Linked DNA regions of Homo sapiens: region 2 is linked to region 1. A link is an interaction called in ENCODE POLR2A ChIA-PET data of the cell type or tissue named here. Cell type or tissue: PC-9. All regions are shown on one strand. Each heading gives the region's core, and the rest is flanking DNA. Links, peaks and the distances in the headings are about the cores only.

Evidence for each region. Peaks named below come from ENCODE experiments on the same cell type or tissue, not always from the same donor. Only the 100,000 strongest peaks of a DNase experiment are listed, where the experiment ranks them.
Region 2: POLR2A ChIA-PET joins it to region 1 with 5 read pairs; 3 of 35 experiments call an interaction of 5 or more read pairs at or near these places.

The regions. Positions count from the first base shown.
Region 1 is chrX:152,937,886-152,946,981 of GRCh38, reverse strand. ZNF185 (zinc finger protein 185 with LIM domain) reads right to left here. Exons shown (of 25, transcript NM_001395254.1): 17 at 8,819-8,908; 18 at 1,518-1,715. It overlaps LOC105373372 (a long non-coding RNA gene), which reads left to right and starts at 5,409. Exons shown (of 3, transcript XR_007068369.1): 1 at 5,409-5,561. RefSeq lists enhancers at 5,327-5,416, 5,467-5,516. In PC-9, for the core only: CTCF peaks have their summits at 5,002 and 5,202 (motif pointing left); a DNase peak (open chromatin) is centred at 5,321; H3K4me3 peaks cover 1,819 bases.
Region 2 is chrX:153,009,632-153,018,727 of GRCh38, reverse strand. No RefSeq gene overlaps it. Among named protein-coding and RNA genes, the nearest start is that of PNMA5, 20 kb to the right of the region's middle. In PC-9, for the core only: no CTCF peak of the experiment used is centred there; no DNase peak of the experiment used is centred there; H3K27me3 peaks cover 6,217 bases.

The DNA.
Region 1 (9,096 bases), core at 415-8,414:
GTCCTCCACAGGGCAATGGAGGGATCTTCTTTGGACTCGAGTCTGGCTGTGGCACTCTCCTGCAGGAAAACCATCGGTGGCTCCCAAGGCCCTCAGGATGTGGGTCACACTCCTCAGCCTAGGAGCAGGTGCCTGCCCAGCCCCTACTTGGTGCTTCCTGCCAAGCCAGGCTGGATTAACCCTCCTTTGTGATGGCTACCTGACTGGATGTTCCCTATACACTTTGTGAGCCTCCACTCGGAATGCCTTCCCAAGCACGTCTGGCACATCTGGCAAAATCTCCCTCAGCCTTCCAAACCCAGCTCCAACATCACTCTCCCTGTAAAGAAAGCCTTTCCTGACACTCCCCCGCAAAACGAAAACAAAACCCAGAACCACTCGCCTCCTCCTTCATCCACAAGCCTCACTTTTTATACCCCTTCTGCATGGAACACTGACTAGTTCTAGAAGCCACACAATGTGACAGCAAGTCCAAAGTTGTTCACTCTGTTTTTGGACTGGGACCCTCCAGGGCCTGGAGCCAAGGAATCAAAGATGGGCTAGATATTCTTAGAAGGTAAAACTTGTTATCTAACAGTTGAGCTAGGCCCTAAAAATAACCTAACTATTAATAATTATGGAACCTCTGTGGTACAAGAAGCCCCAGAACAAAGAAGGCAGATGACTGTGTTTCTTTCATCCCTGCAAAAGGAACCCCAGGCTCCACCTGCTCCCCACAGCAGATGCCCTGCTGGATTCCACTAGCTCCTCTCTCGGGGCAATATGAGTCTTAGCTCTCTCCTTCTACATTTCTGTCTTGTGTAAGAAACTGTTCGCTTTGCACCCCTGGAATCACTGGCCTGTTGACGTGTCCAGAGCTGCAAGGACATGCAGTGTTTGCGCTGGCAGGCAAGATGCCTTCAAGAGAGCCTGACTTGAAACTCTCACACCAATGCCACATGGTCAGCTCCAGTAACAGGCACGTTTGTCCTCTTGCTCATGCACAGTGGCACACACCAACACATGGCCAGTCACATCCTGTGTCACTCTCTCATGCCTGCTCACACATGCTCCCTTTCTCTCCCTCTGGCCTCTCTCTCTCTGCTTCACTCTGTCACTTTTGCACTTTTACCCTCCTGTTTTTTTGCTCTTTCACACTCTGTCCTTCTCTGACAATGGCATTTTACCCACACAAATAGCCCTCACTCTGCCCAGGACCCCCACCTGTAGAGCACCTGTACTCTGAGAGACAGCCTTCCTTCCTGCCCCATGCATTGGGAATTAGCCAGGGCTTCTCACACCTGGGGACAGACACATCCTCCTATCACAGTCCCCTCCCAGCTCCTTGAGCCACAAGAAGCCTGATGACACTGCTCTAGGACCAGGGAATCACCATGACCCACTCACAGAACAGGAGCCTGGGTGTGCAATGTGTCGGGTATTGGCACAGGGTGTGGGGAAGTGGTTCCCATGTGGGTCGCAGACCTCAACAAAAACATGGGCTCCAGAGGCAGAGCCCACTGCAGCTCAGCCCTTACCTGCTGCCACAACTCTCTCGTCTGACAAGTTGCTCAGATCCGCTGGGGCTGCTCTGCCGCTCTGGGGTGCTGGGATCTGCAGGTTGCTGAGCGGGTACAGCTGGGTCTCCTTGGCCACCTCTTGGAGCTCCAGGCCTCTCCTGCCAGGCCTCTCCGACCCTGGTGGCCACATCCTTCCCCTCATAATCAGCCAAGGCCCTGAAGAAGAATAAGCACCCTTATGAAAAAAGTGCTCTGAAACTAACCCTGCCTCAGCCCCAGGACGCAAGCTGGCTGTCACCTCCTGTGGACTTGGAGGGACTCATATCCCTGAAAGCGGGGCAGAAAGGAGCCAGGCACAGCCCCAATTCCAGGGAGCAGACAGTCTCCTCCTTGGCAGGAGCCCAGCATCGCTGCTCCCTTCTCACTGAACAGGCCTCCATGTGTAATAGATGAAGCCGAAGCCTCCGATGTTTTTATTGTTGTTGTTTGGAGGCAGGGTCTCACTCTGTCGCCCAGGCTGGAGTGCAGTGGCATCATCTCGGCTCACTGCAACCTCTGCCTCCTGGGCTCAAGCCATCCTCCTGTCTCAGCCTTCTGAGTAGCAGAGACTACAGGTCTACACTACCACGCCCAGCTAATTTTTGTATTTTTTTTTTTTTCTGTAGAGACAAGGTTTCACCATGTTGCCCAGGCTGGTCTCAAGCGATCCTCCTGCCTTGGCCTCCCAAAGTGCAGGGATTACAGGCATGTGCCATTGCACCTGGCCCTCCAATTTTTGGCTTTTGCCACCCCTGAATCCAGCAAGAAGGACAGGGCTTCCCCCAGATGTCTCAGGCATCGAGCTCTTCAGGGGTCCTCCCTGGCCTCACCCCATGATTGCACTGCACCCTCCAATCTGGGTACCGTGGGAAAGAGGCTGCTAGCTGATCCTCCACTTCCACACCCCTCCCATCACCAGCCCCACACCGAGGTGCAAGGTACTGCTTCCAGAGTCTACTAGGCCAGGGGCAAACACCAAGTTGGGCTACTAAGAGAGTGAGCCCAGCATTTCAGAATGAAAATCTACTTCGCCATCACCTCGATCCTAGCTCACTCTGAATATAACCTTCCCAACATCACCAGCCTACCTTCAATAGCTGGTGGGGGCTACCCCGAGACAAGAACACGCTACAAACTACCCTGGGACTCTTTGTATATAGGAGTTAACTTTGTCTAGGCAGGCTTCCTGCCTTCAAGCTGGAATAACAAGGCCAACAGAGGCCACACTTTTTGGAAAGTATGCCCTGAAAGCAACATGATTCTTCAGCCTCAGGTGGAGGTCAAGGGAACTAAAATTCTCCAGCAGGCACAACAAGCTAATTGCCACCTCCAGCTGCACCAGGCAGAACTGCAGGCAAGTGAGTGTGACGCCACACAGTAACTGTGGGGAACCATCCCACTGGGCCTGTGCTTCTCTGTGCTGCTTCCACCCTTAGGGTCTGCTGCAGCCCATGCAGATCCAAAAGTGGTCTGCACAGGTAACACCAGTCCCAGGGTTGCCAGCAGGGTGCCCTGACACACCCATTCAATCTCTGTCAGTGACATGCTTGCTTGAGCCAAAGACAAACATACAAGGCCTGAAGAGCTTGTCTCCCTACTGTGGTAGCCCTGAGTTAGCTTTACTATGGATTTAATCAGAGTCCCGTCCTGTCCCACGTCCTCTGTAGAAATACACTAGTAGAGGTTGCCCTCACCAAGTCTGTGGATAGAGCCAGGATTATCCACAAAGAGAAATTTGGGCTCTATTGTGACACAGGGACAAATGGATGAACAAGGCTTCTTCTTTCCTAGGCCTGTGGCAGGGCCACTGTGATTTTAGGACATATGACCTATGTGGGTCATAAAAAGGAAATCTTAGGCAAACACTCACAGGAAGCTCTGCTGGACAATGTAACATCCAGGGGAATTACTTCCCAGCTATCCTGTCCGAGCTCCTCATGAACTTCCTGGAAGTCAAGTGGTTAGAGATAGGCAAGGTAACATAGGGGATGGTGACCAACGGGATTTTGGATTTTGGATTAATTTCTCTGAAGCCTTTCCTTCTGAGTGTAATTGGACCAAAGATCCAGTAGCCTAATACAGCCACTGTCAACTCCTAACACAACCATAATCTACACACTTCCATTCTTTTAAAAAACGGAAATTGTAGTCCCGGCGTAGTGGTTCACGCCTGTAATTTCAGTACTTTGGCAGGCAGAAGTGGGTGGATCAGTTGAGGTCAGGAGTTTGAGACCAGCCTGCGCAACATGGCAAAAACTCCTCTCTACAAAAATAAGCCAGGTGCAGTGGTGTGTGCCTGTAGTCCCAGCTACTTGGGAGGTTAAGGCAGGAGAATCACTTGAGCCCAGGAGGTAGAGGTTGCAGTAAGCCGAGATCACCCCATTGCACTCCAGTCTGGGGCGACAGAAGTGAAACATTGTTTCAAAAACATATATATATGAGATATACATCATATATATGATATACATATACATATACATATATAGATATAGATAATATTTGTAGAGATGAGGTCTCACTACGTTGCCCACGCTGATCTCAATCCCCGGAACTCAAGTGGTCTTCCCGCCTCGGCCTCTCAAAGTATAGGATTACAGGTGGGTATGAGCCACTGCACCCAGCTGACACTTCCACCCTTGTACTGCCTCCACTGGCCAACAACGGTTGCCAGTGGTGAGGAAATGTGGTGCCTAAACTTCACCTGATCCTCATGCAGAAAAAATATAAACGAGAAGCCCATGCTTGCAACATAATGAGGAAAACAGCATGTTCTAGATGGAAAATTTGATGACAAAAGTTTAGTAGGAAGAAGATGAGATATCGTGTCATGTCAAATGAAATCAAACCAATAAAGCTGGTTAAGTTAGCTTTCCAGGTGTCCCTGAACACCTCTGAGAGGAGGAGATATTCCTCTGGTGCTGCTTCACTTAGCTCGCAGGTTTAAATGTCCTACAGGCTTTACATATACAAACCGATTTGGCCATTTCAACAACCCTATATGGTAGGAGGTATGATTACCACTATTCCGCACGTGAGGAACCTGAGGCACAGAGAAGATGAGTAACATGCCCAAGGTCACGGTGCTTGTAAGTGACAGAGCTTGGACTGGAACCCAAAGCACCAGAGTCCAGGCTCTCAACCACTATACTATACCGCCTCTCCCTGTAGTGTGATGGAGCGGCCCAAGATGGAATAGGGCGGAGTCCCCACAGTTTGGGACAGTTAAAACTGTGTTGTAACCTAGGGAAAGTAAGGCTCCACTGCCCTGCGGGATGTCAGGATGACGCCACCCCCATGGCGCTCCCTCATCAAACTCCTAGGGAACGAAGCCCCTCCTCACTGCCCCACAGACCAGCCCCGGTCAGCCCGAGGGCCCAGCGTGGTTGGAGGGTCCAGCTGCCTTCCCTGTCTGCACGTCCACACCCCCTCCCCCTGGGCAGCCCTGACGACCCGTGTCCAGTGTCCCAGAGGCCATGGCCCCAGGGCTCCCTGCGAAACAAGCTCAAGCCGCAGGGGCCCCGTTCGGCCCCTCGCGGGACCGCGCTTCCTCCCGCCGGCGACGGTCCACGCGCGGTCACCCCAAAGCCACTCTGGCCGCGGCTTCAGACCTTACGCGGGGGAAGGGGCAGCCAGCTCCTCGGGCCCATTCGTGATCCTCGGGCGACCTCTGGCGGCCGGCACGGGCATGGCCTCAAGAGAATCCCCGCCGAGGCCGAGCTCGTCCCGGGCGGCCATTTCACTTTGTGGACGGTCGCATTTTCCCGGCGGGCACTGCGACCGAGTTCGGGGCTTCAAGAAATGGCGGCCTACGCAGGCGTACTCACTACGGGCGCGTGCTCGCCGAGGTGCACAGGCGCGCACGCGTCGCGTACGCTGGTGGCGAGCGCGCATTCGCGCAGGCGCACACGTCCTGTGCCCGCTACCCAGATTTCGGGGAAGGTGAGGGGTGTGGTTCTGTGCCATCCCTTTTTCTTTTCCGTCCCTGCTGTCTTCCCAAATAGATCGTCAAGGCTCTACAGCAAGGTTTGTCAACCTTAGCACTATTACCATTTTGAACCCCATAATTCTATGGTGTGTGTTGGGGGATGTGGGGCAGCATCCCAGATCTCTGCATATAAGAAGCCAGTAGTGTCTCCCACTCCCAGTTTTGACAACCAAAAATGGCTCCAGACATTGTATCGTAGCAGGCTGGAAGCTTTGGGAGATGCCCCTGGGTCAGAACCACTACCTGAGAACGATGGTTCTCGACCTAGCCTGGAAGGAGAACAAACTGGGGAGCTTTGAAAAAGACACATGATGGAGACCCACCCCAGAAAAATAAAATCCAAATCTCTACCTGGGACTTCGGGAAGTTTTTGTTGTGTTGTAAACCAAAAATAAAATTCTAAGCTCCCCAGCTGAATGAATGGACACTTCTCTCAGCCAAGGGGACACAACGTGAAAAACTAGTTCAGGTCATGATGAGAAAGGGGAAGGTCAGACATGCCTCAATATATTCTCCTCCCTTTGGAATTCATGCCCAACTGACCAGTATTAACATTGAGAGAGATATTCAGACTGACAAAACAGACTCCTTGAAGCAATAATATGCCAAATTCCAACCTGACTCTAGTATAGCATCACATGACAGACAGCAGGTAATGAAAGAAATTGAAGTATTTTACACCAAAATATATTTTTTGACATATTTTGAAATGACCTGGCAAAGCTGTCTCTCCTGGGGGAAATTTACATTCTGTAGAGAATCTCCTTCCCTTTCCAGGACTTTTTCTGATCTGAGAGTCTAGCACCTTTTAAAGGTCTGAATAAGAAACATTGGCCATCTATTGCTTCTAAGGGCGGCCACTTATGAGACTTCACCTATATAAGAACTCTGGTCTCCACAACCCCTTATCTTAACCCAGGCACTCCTTTCTATTGATTCCAGGTCTTTAGAGAATAACAACTCTTTCAACCAATTGCCAATCAGAAAATCTCTGAATCCACCTATGACCTGGAACCCCACCCCCACCCCCACCCCCACCACACTCCCAGCTTTGAGGTGTCCGGCCTTTCTGGACCTAACTAATGTATACCTAGGCCTTTCTGGACCTAACTAATGTATACCTCACATGTATTGATTGATGTCTTATGTCTCCCTAGAACATAAAAAACCAAGCTGTAAGTGAACCACCCTGGGCACATGCTCTCAGGACCTCCTGAGGCTGTGTCACGGGTCATAGTCCTAACATTTGGCTCAGAATTTCTTCAAATATTTTACAGAGTATGGCCTTTTTCATCAACAGTGTATTTCAGTACTTCCTAGGTGATTCTCAAGTACAGCCAGAGTTGTGAAACACTGTAATCAAGAAAGTTTGTATTGGCCAGGCACAGTGGCTCACGCCTGTAATCCCAGCAATTTGGGAGGCCAAGATGGGTGGATGGCTTGATGTCAGGAGTTTGAGACCAGCCTGGCCAACACAGTGAAACCCTATCCCTAGTAAAAATATAAAAATTAGCTGGGCGTGGTGGCATGTGCCTGTAATCCCAGCTACTTAGGAGGCTGAGGCAGGAGAATCGTTTGAACCCAGGAGGCAGAGGTTGCAGTGAGTCGAGATTGCGCCACTGCACCCCAGCTGGGGCGACAAAGCAAAACTCTGTCTCAAAAAAAAAAAAAAAAAAAAAAAACACCTCTGATTTTGCAGACGTTTAAACATCAGAGGAAAGTAGCGTGAGCCTGGCTCTAGAGTTGGCTGGATCTGGGCTCTGTTCCTAAGTGTGTTCATTACAGGAGTGAGTCCCTCAATTTTCTCCTCTGTCAAGTTGCATAATAAGAAGCCTTATCCTTTTCCACGTTTGGGGAAAATTAAGGTGAGATCACACAGCATGTTAACCATGTTAACCAGCTGTAAGTTACTGATTCTGGGTCTTGAGACTAGGCTCCAAAGACAAGATTTCATAAACTAGTTTTTCGTAGTTTCTCCTGAGGATTTTCTTAGAGCCTCTTCCCTTGGAACTCAGTTCTGCCACTTGTAAGGCCTTGGCTAAGTCACTTAATCTTTCTATGCTTCAGTTTCCCACCTTACCCATCTCACAAGTTGCTGGGAAGGCTGTAAGGCACCTAGCACAGCACAGTATTGGTGTCAGCTGTTGTTTTCACTCTGATTGTTAATTGTCAGTGCAATTCGAATGAGAAAAGAAACACAATAAGGCCTCATACCTTAGATATCCATTGCCCACCCCAGCCCCCAGCATCTTGGTTTAAGTAAAAAAGCAACAGCAATGTGGTATGAAAATGCAAACATGCATTCACCTTTTAAACACCTAAATCACATGAGACTCCCCTTTGGCTTAAAACTTGAAATAAGATCCAATCTCTTAACCATGGCTTACCAAGGCCCTGCTCCATCTGTGGCCCTCCTCACTGGCCAAGCTCCAGCCACTCTGTCCTTTGGAACATGCTAAGCATGTTCCCACCTCAGGGTTAGTTGGTTTGTGGTTCCTTATCTATAGCTCTCTCCACCGTGTTCTTTCTAGAGTTGGCTCCTTCTCCTCTTTAGAGGAGATCGCCTGAGTTGCCTTTTCCACCCACCTAAGTAGTACCCTCCTCACTGCCATCACTCTATCTCAGCTGCGGCTGTTTTCTTCGGAGCACTATCCTTCCCAGGAGGCACAGAGACCTAGGCTCCAGGCTTTTGGGTTTTGTTGTAATTAGGCATAAACCTTTGAGAGACTGTGAGGAGAACCGTATGAGACACTGTGAGTAGAGGGCTGTGCACACAGTGGACTCCAATATCACAGTACAAGAGGCCAATCAAGCCCTACCTAGTTCACTGAGCCTCCTCTTCCAGCACTCCCCAACAAGGACACTCATCGCTGACCACATCCAGCTACATACAGTCCCCATGAAGCCCCCTTCCCCTGCTCTAGCGCTCATGTATTGCTCTAATCTGGACCAGCCTTTGCCCACCCCCTGCCTGAGAGTTCCTGGAGGGCAGAGGTGTTTCTGATTTGTCTGCATGCTCCAGCCTCCAGCAAAAGGCAGTTGCTGTCAGAGTGGTTGCTGACTGAAAGACCCTTTCTGACTATGATGTATTTCCTGGCCAAGGCAACAGTTTAGTGGAAAGCTCCCTGGCCCCAGAAGCCAGAGGGTTCTGGTTGGGGCTTCTGCCCTTGCTATGTGCCTCAGGCCAGCTCACAAACCTTGCTGGCCTCACCTTCCCAGCCAAAGGCCAATGGACACACAGCCCAAGCTGCCTCTCTCCACCCCAGAAGTTCAGCACTGTCTGCTCATGCCTTACCCCTTTGGGTCTGCCTTTGCATCCTCCTGGGCTGCTGTGCTGTTGCTCTTCCTATCAGCAGGGACAGCAGAGACTGAAGTGGCACTGGAGCTGAGGAAGGAAACACAGGCCTGCTGAGATCTCAGACCAAAGAAGGCTGGGGCCCAGGTCTTCCCCCTCCAGGCTGCCTTCTCACCAGAAAGGGAGGAACTGTGTCTTCCAGTAAAGGCTGGTGTCTCAGTCCTGGCATTAGTGTGGCACCGATGCCACTGTGTGTGACAACCTCATGTCAGCTTTGG
Region 2 (9,096 bases), core at 298-8,297, 72 kb before region 1:
CTTTAAGTTCTAGGGTACCTGTGCACAATGGGCAGGTTTGTTACATATGTATACGTGTGCCATGTTGGTGTGCTGCACCCATTAACTAGTCATTTATATTAGGTATATCTCCTAATGCTATCCCTCCCCCTTCCCCCCACCCCACGACAGGCCCTGGTGTGTGATGTTCCCCTTCCTGTGTCCAAGTGTTCTCATTGTTCAATTCCCACCTATGAGTGAGAACATGCGGGTTTCTGTCCTTACAATAGTTTGCTGAGAATGATGGCTTCCAGCTTCATCCATGTCCCTACAAAGGACATGAACTCATCCTTTTTTATGGCTGCATAGTATTCCATGGTGTATATGTGCCACATTTTCTTAATCCAGGCTATCATTGTTGGACATTTGGGTTGGTTCCAAGTCTTTGCTATTGTGAATAGTGCCGCAATAAACATACGTGTGCATGTGTCTTTATAGCAGCATGATTTATAATCCTTTGGGTATATACCCAGTAATGGGATGGCTGGGTCAAATGGTATTTCTAGTTCTAGATCCTTGAGGAATCACCACACTGACTTCCACAATGGTTGAATTAGTTTACAGTCCCACCAACAATGTAAAATTGTTCCTATTTCTCCACATCCTCTCCAGCACCTGTTGTTTCCTGACTTTTTAATGATTGCCATTCTAACTGGTGTGAGATGGTATCTCATTGTGGTTTTGATTTGCATTTCTCTGATGGCCAGTGATGATGAGCATTTTTTCATGTGTCTTTTGGCTGCATAAATGTCTTCTTTTGAGAAGTGTCTGTTCATATCCTTTGCCCACTTTTTGATGGGGTTGTTTTTTCTTGTAAATTTGTTTGAGTTCTTTGTAGATTCTGGATATTAGCCCTTTGTCAGATGAGTAGATTACAAAAATTTTCTCCCGTTCTGTAGATTGCCTGTTCACTCTGATGGTAGTTTCTTTTGCTGTGCAGAAGCTCTTTAGTTTAATTAGATCCCATTTGTCAATTTTGGCTTTTGTTGCCATTGCTTTTGGTGTTTTAGACATGAAGTCTTTGCCCATGCCTATGTCTTGAATGGTATTGCCTAGGTTTTCTTCTAGGGTTTTTGGTTTTAGGTCTAACATTTAAGTCTTTAATCCATCTTGAATTAATTTTTGTATAAGGTGTAAGGAAGGGATCCAGTTTCAGCTTTCTATATATGGCTAGCCAGTTTTCCCAGCACCATTTATTAAATAGGGAATCCTTTCCCCATTGCTTGTTTTTGTCAGGTTTGTCAAAGATCAGATGGTTGTCGGTGTGTAGTATTATTTCTGAGGGCTCTGTTCTGTTCCATTGGTCTATATCTCTGTTTTGGTACCAGTACCATGCTGTTTTGATTACTGTAGCTTTGTAGTATAGTTTGAAGTCAGGTAGCGTGATGCCTCCAGCTTTGTTCTTTTGGCTTAGGATTGTCTTGACAATGCAGGCTCTTTTTTGGTTCCATATGAACTTTAAAGTAGTTGTTTTCAGTTCTGTGAAGAAAGTCATTGGTAACTTGATGAGGATGGCATTGAATCTATAAATTACCTTGGGCAGTATGGCCATTTTCACAATATTGATTCTTCCTACCCATGAGCATGGAATGTTCTTCCATTTGTTTGTGTCCTCTTTTATTTCGTTGAGCAGTGGTTTGTAGTTCTCCTTGAAGAGGTCCTTCACATCTCTTGTAAGTTGGATTCCTAGGTATTTTATTCTCTTTGAAGCAATTGTGAATGGGAGTTCACTCATGATTTGGCTCTCTGTTTGTCTGTTATTGGTGTATAAGGATGCTTGTGATTTTTGCACATTAATTTCGTATCCTGAGACTTTGCTGAAGTTGCTTATCAGCTTAAGGAGATCTTGGGCTGAGATGATGGGGTTTTCTAAATATACAATCATATCATCTGCAAACAGGGACAGTTTGACTTCCTCTTTTCCTAACTGAATACCCTTCATTTCTTTTTCCTGCCTGATTGCCCTGGCCAGAACTTCCAACACTATGTTGAACAGGAGTGGTGAGAGAGGGCATCCCTCTCTTGTGCCAGTTTTCAAAGGGAATGCTTCCAGTTTTTACCCATTCAGTATGATATTGGCTGTGGGTTTGTCATAAGTAGCTCTTATTATTTTGAGATACGTCCCATCAATACCTAATTTATTGAGAGATTTTAGCATGAAGGGCTGTTGAATTTTGTCAAAGGCCTTTTCTGCATCTATTGAGATAATCATGTGGTTTTTGTCTTTGGTTCTGTTTATATGCTGGATTACATTTATTGATTTGTGTATGTTGAACCAGCCTTGCATCCCTGGGATGAAGCCCACTTGATCGTGGTGGATAAGCTTTTTGATTTGCTGCTGGATTCTGTTTGCCAGTATTTTATTGAGAATTTTTACATCGATGTTCATCAGGGATATTGGTCTAAAATTCTCTTTTTTTGTTGTGTCTCTGCCAGGCTTTGGTATCAGGATGATGCTGGCCTCATAAAATGAGTTAGGGAGGATTCCCTCTTTTTCTATTGATTGGAATATTTTCTGAAGGAATGGTACCAGTTCCTGCTTGTACCTCTGGTAGAATTCGGCTGTGAATCCGTCTGGTCCTGGACTTTTTCTGGTTGGTAGGCTATTAATTATTGCCTCAATTTCAGAGTCTGTTATTGGTCTATTCAGGGATTCAACTTCCTCCTGGTTTAGTCTTGGGTGGGTGTATGTGTCCAGGAATTTATCCATTTCTTCTAGATTTTCTAGTTTATTTGCGTAGAGGTGTTTATAGTATTCTCTGATGGTAGTTTGTATTTCTGTGGGATGGGTAGTGATATCTCCTTTATCATTTTTTATTGCGTCTATTTGATTCTTCTTTCTTTTCTTCTTTATTAGTCTTGCTAGCAGTCTATCAATTTCGTTGATCTTTTCAAAAAACCAGCTCCTGGATTCATTGATTTTTTGAAGGGTTTTTTGTGTCTCTATTTCCTTCAGTTCTGCTCTGATCTTAGTTATTTCTTGCCTTCTGCTAGCTTTTGAATGTGTTTGCTCTTGCTTCTCCAGTTCTTTTAATTGTGAATGTTAGGGTGTCAATTTTAGATCTTTCCTGCTTTCTCTTGTGGGCATTTAGTGCTATAAATTTCCCTCTACACACTGCTTTAAATGTATCCCAGAGATTCTGGTAATGCCTGTGTCTAGAATGTTATTTCCCAGATTTTATTCTACAATTTTTATAGCTTAAGTCTTACATTTAAGTTTTAATTCCTCTTGAGTTGGTTTTTGTATATGGTGAAAGAAATGGATCCTGTTTCAGTCTTCTGCATATGGCTAGCCAATTATTCCTGCATGATTTACTGAATAGGGGTTCCTTTCCTCATTGCTGTTTTTCTCAACTTTGTTGAAGATGAGATGGTTGTAAGTGTGCCACTTTATTTCTGGGATCCCTATCCTGTTCCATTCGTCTAAGTGCCTGTTTTGTATCAGTACCATATGGTTTTGTAAATGTAGTAGAGTTTGAAGTCGGGTAGTGTGATACCTCTGGCTTTGTTCGTTTTGCTTTTTTTCTAATTCTGAGAAAAATGACATTAGTAGTTTGATAGTAATAGCATTGAATCTGCAAATTGCTTTGGGCAGTATGGTCATTTTAATGATATTGATTCTTCCCATTCATGAGGATGGAATGTCTTTCCATTTGTTTGTGTCATCTCTGATATCTTTGAGCAATGTTTTGTAATTTTCCTTGTAGAGATCTTTCACCTCCCTGGTTAGCTGTATCCCTATAGGCATTTTCTTCATTTTGTGGCAATTGTGAATGGGATTGCATTCTTCACTGGGCTTTCAGCTTGGATGTTATTGATGTCTAGAAATACTACTGATTATTGTATCCTGAAACTTTGCTGAAGTAGTTTGTCAGATCTAGGAGCCTTTGGGCAGAGACTACGGAGTTTCCTTGGTTTAAAATTATATCATTTGCGAAGAGAGATAGTTTGACTTCCTCTCTTCCTATTTGGATGCTTTTATTTACTTCTCTTGCCTGATTGCTCTGGCGAGGACTTCCAGTGCTATGTTGAATAGCAGTGGTGGGAGAGGGCATTCTTGTCTCATTGCAATTCTCAAGGGGAATGCTTTCAGCTTATGCCGAGACTACATGTTGAAAAATGTCCTTGAGAGCTTGACTTTGTAACACGTGGCAGTACCTTCTCTCGGTCTCTGCCATCCAGGGAACAGGAATTTTGGGGTTCATATCAGTTAGCCCTAAACATTATCTCGAGCAGTTAAAAACTTTTGCAAGCTCAAAATTGGCTGTCCTAGGCTCCTTCTGAGAAGAGGAGTGGAAACTGCCCAGTGCTATAGCTCGGCAGCTAAGGTTTTGCCGTATTATAATGGCTGCCCGGATTCAATTCCTGGCTTAGGGAATGAGTCCTTTCTGATTGATATCTGGGTAAGATTTACCATTTTTTAATTCTCTTCTCCTCCAAGAACTGTCTTGAATTTTCCTTTCTCTGAGCCAGAAATATTGGTCATTTGGCCTGGCTAAAGTTGGGTAATAAGAAATTTAAAAGAACTTTTTAAAAAGAGCATTATGGTTAAAAGTCAGCTTAATTAAAAGCGGATATTCAAGCTCTAATAGCCTGGACTTCTTGAGGAAAAACAGAGGAGGTGCCACAGACCCTGTTTTGGGAAAAAACCTCCTCTGTTTTCTTTGTAAAACCCAAGGAATTGAAAGCAGATAGATCCCTTTCCAAATCTAAGGTTCTGTTCTGTTTTGCATTGCATTATCTGACGTTTTTTACTTTTTGAGGTATCAGAAATTACTTCACATTATAAGAGAGCTTTGCTGTGTAATAACAAGGTAGGAAATATACTTTTATGGATGGCTAATGGCAGTCATGAGGCAATATGTGGCTCTTTGCATGTTTGGATTAGAAAAGCATGCTCCTGGCCACCTGGAAGGTATGGAGATATTCCCCCACTGAGAGATAAGGGTCCCATGGGAGATGGGCTAATTCCCTCTTTTTGGGATCCAGGATCTGGTATAAAAATGGGACCTTAATTTTGGGGAATCTGTTTTTGCCTTTCAGCTGTGCCTGCTTAATAGGCCCTACAAACTGCATCTTTTAAAAGAAACTTAAGAAACTGGCAAATGAAAAATCTTAACAACTACTGGTTATTCTTCTGTCTGTGTATTTATATGTGTTGTGTGTGTGATGTTTATGAAAGAGCTTTGATTAATTGGCTTAAAAATAGTGCTTAAATATTTTATCAGAAAAATAAAAAGCATAATGCCTTTTAGTTCACATTACTTTAGTAATTTTGGGGAAATAAAAACAGTTTTACAAGCAAGGTGTGTAAGGAAAGTGAAATGTGTTTTTGGTAAAAGATTAAAAGAAGGCATGAGAATGTGGATTTTTTTTAGAAGGTTAAAGGATTGTTTTAAGTTAGGTAGGAAAAAGCTGAAGATTTGAGCAAGTTGTGGAAGGTTTGTGAAAAATTAATCTTGTAAAAGAAATTCTGTGTGTGAACATATTGGCTAACATTAAAGGGTATTCAGTTTTTCTGTAAATTGAACATTGGAATAAAAGCACAACAGGCTTTTCATAAAGCACTCATCTGCTCTTTAACAAAAATTTTTCAAGGGTTTATAAGAATCTTACTTTATGATGAGACTTTAAAATTGGATAGATTTGTGTATAAGGTTTTATTAAGAATTGGGTTTAACATCAATAGTGCATTAATGGAAAGGGTGAAATGTGGCTTTCTCTCTTGAACAGGATTTTCATGTTTTATTAAAAAATAATGAAAGATTTTTGTTTGCCTTTTAAATAAACTACAGGAAAAGAGGGGAAAGAAAAGAGACATTGTTTGGAAAGCTAGGTCTTCCCTCTTCATGAGTAAGGGGTTTTGCCTTTTAAAAATTTTTTAAGTTATTATTTTGGCAAAATGAATGACTTATGGTCACCTGGGATTCTATTTTGTGATATCTAGTGTTTTAAACCTTTGATATTTGACAAGCTTCCCAAAATCAAATTATAAAATATGTCTTTTTCTGACCTAATTAATCTTTTAGATATTAGGTCACCTAAAGTCCAAAAGTGACTTTTGGCTTATTTGGTATAAAAGTCATACAGGAAGCATTGTCAAATATGAAATGGTGTTTGGCCTTCTTTGGGCTGTGTTTGTATAAATATGTTATTGGCATGTATTCCAAAATTATGGAAGCTCCTATAATTCTGATATAACTTAGTGTGTGTTATCAATAGTTATAATTGCTATGTAAAATTGTTGTATACCACAGAGGTAATCAAAATTTTTTTGTCCATTGTGGCTTTAATAGTGGCTGTCCTAAAATTTTGTCATCCACAGACAATTGTTATCTTGTTTTAATACTCTTCAGAAGGTGGTTTTATAATCACCTATAGAACCCTAACAAGTGTTATTAAATGCAGGTTTTCTGATAACTTTGGAGAGTGTGACATTCAGATAGAGGAAAAACTTTCAGGACTCATGGACAGCTGAAATGTTCATGAATATCAAACAGGACAGGAGCTAACTGCATGTATTGCGCTAATAGAAGTTTGAAGTAATCTTGGCTGTTTGCTTAAAATGTTGCTGATCCTTTGTTTTGTTTTCCAGAGTCAAGGAAACTTTTGAGCTATTTAAAGCTTTTAACAATTAAGTAAAGTATACACCTATGAACACAATTTGGAGCATATGGGGAAACTGGTTATTTTACCAAGGCTTTGACGAGAATAGGGTGCTTTCCTTTAAGGAAAAAAACTTGACTTATAGAGCCAATAAAAGCCCCTTGGGAAAACTGGCCTCATAGGTTGTCTATACAGTCCCTGTACAGGGTTCCTGACCCGTGGTAAGTAAAGCATGTCACTTTCTCACAGGCCCAGGTGCCCCCAGTTATCTTAGGACCTCAAGAGAAGAGGAATTTACCCAACTCGTAAGTATTTGAGAGTATAAACCCACAGCTGGGCTTGGCTTTAAAAAAAAAAAAAGTCTTCAGGGCTCACGCCTATAATCCCAGCACTTTTGGAGGCAGAGGCGGAGGCGGGTAGATCACGGGGTCAGGAGTTCAAGACCTGCCTGGCCAAGATGGTGAAACCCCATCTCTACTAAAAATACAAAAAATTAGCTGGGTGTGGTGGCAGGCACCTGTAATCCCAGCTACTTGGGAGGCTGAGGCGGAGAATTGCTTGAACCCGGGAGGGGAGGTTGCAGTGAGCCAAGATCATGCCACTGCACTCCAGCCTGGGTGACAGAGCGAGACTCTGTCAAAAAAAAATGGAAAAAAAGTCTTATCTGAGATTCTTTCGATGGAACAGAGTTCCATCAAAGCTAATTTAAAAATAATTATTCTTGCTGCACTTTATATGAATGATCAGGCCAAGTATAAGAAAGTAAATTGGTCTTACCATGATTTGTTTTTAATAAAAATGGGAGACTGGAGATAGAAAAACTCTTTCGAACACTGTGGTACACATGTTAATAGATTCTAGTCTCATCAGTTGTTCTGGGACTTTTTTCTTCAATTTAGACTAACCCTGCTTATTCCTGTGAACAAACCAGTGACCTCTGACTGCTATTCAGAAGAAAGAAGAGGGATGGGTGATGTAAAAATCTGGATCTGTATTCTAATTCTGGGCACATATTGGGATGGGCTAGCAACCCCATATCAACTTGGTTCCAACAATTGTCCAGTTCATGGAAAGCCTTTTCTAATTTAATTTACTAGAGATAATTTTACTTATTTTGCTTTCCTGTTGTTGAATATATTGCTGTTATAGTCTTTGTGTAGGAATGCAGGACAAGCTTACTGAATGTTTCCCTAAACTGAACACTTATTAATCTTCCAGATATCACCTTTTGTTGAAACTCAAGAGTTATGAATGGCCTTCAACATACCGACACTTTCTAACCGAACTCCTCTCTACCCTGAATGCAAGAGACCCAGTAGTTAGGTAGGAATATCATCTCCCCTGTTCAGCATAAAGAAGTTACAGAAGATGGATTTTCATCCCTTTGCAACCCTTAGGATTAAGGGTTCTCTTGTAAAAGGGAGCAGGGAAATGTCAGAGGCATTTGAACCAAAACAACTCCATCTTGAATAGGGGCTGGGTAAAATGAGGCTGAGACCTACTGGGCTGCATTCCCAGATGGTTAAACATTCTAAGTCACAGGATGAGACAGGAGGTCAGCACAAGATACAGGTCATAAAGACCTTGCTGATAAAACAGGTTGCAGTAAAGAAGCTGGCCCAAACCCACCAAAAACAAGATGGTGATGAGAGTGACTTCTGGTCATTCTCACTGCTACACTCCTGCCAGCGCCATGACAGTTTACAAATGCCATGGTGATGTCAGGAAGTTACCCTATATGGTCTAAAAAGGGGAGGCATGAATAATTCACTCCTTGTTTAGCATATCATCAAGAAATAACCATAAAAATGAGCAACCAGCAGCCCTTGGGGCTGCTCTGTCTGTGGAGTAGCAATTCTTTTATTCTTTTACTTTTCTAATAAACTTGCCTTCATTTAAAAAGAAAAGAAGAAATTAAACCATTGGTTAATTATGGTGAAATCAATAGGCTCAGAACAGTTCATAACCTTAGAGTATAGAGCAAATCCCACACCCCTCCACAAAGGAGTTAGAAAGAAGCAGGGAACTGAAGATGTAGGGTCCAGGATTGCTCCGTTTGCTTGATAGGTCACTCAAGAGGGCCTTTCATTATATTCTATGGTAAAATTGGGAACAGCTGTAAAGTTAGTTACAGGCATGATTAAAGGATCAGTATGGTCATGAAACCAAAACAGTTTGGGATGACATACACGACAATCAGTTAAATTTACTGAAGAGGCCAGAGATTAGGAAAATCTAACCATAGAGTTATGTCTCTATGTGAAACAGAAATCATGTTTACTGGTTCCTAGAGGGGCAATTAGAATGATATAGCAAGTAACATATGCTATATGCCACACACTTTTAAACAACCAGATAGTGCAAAAATTCACTATCACAAGGACAGTTCCAAGGGCCATGAGGCTAAACCATTCATGAGAAAACCACCCTCATGATCCAATCACCTCCCACCAGGCCCCACCTCTGACACTG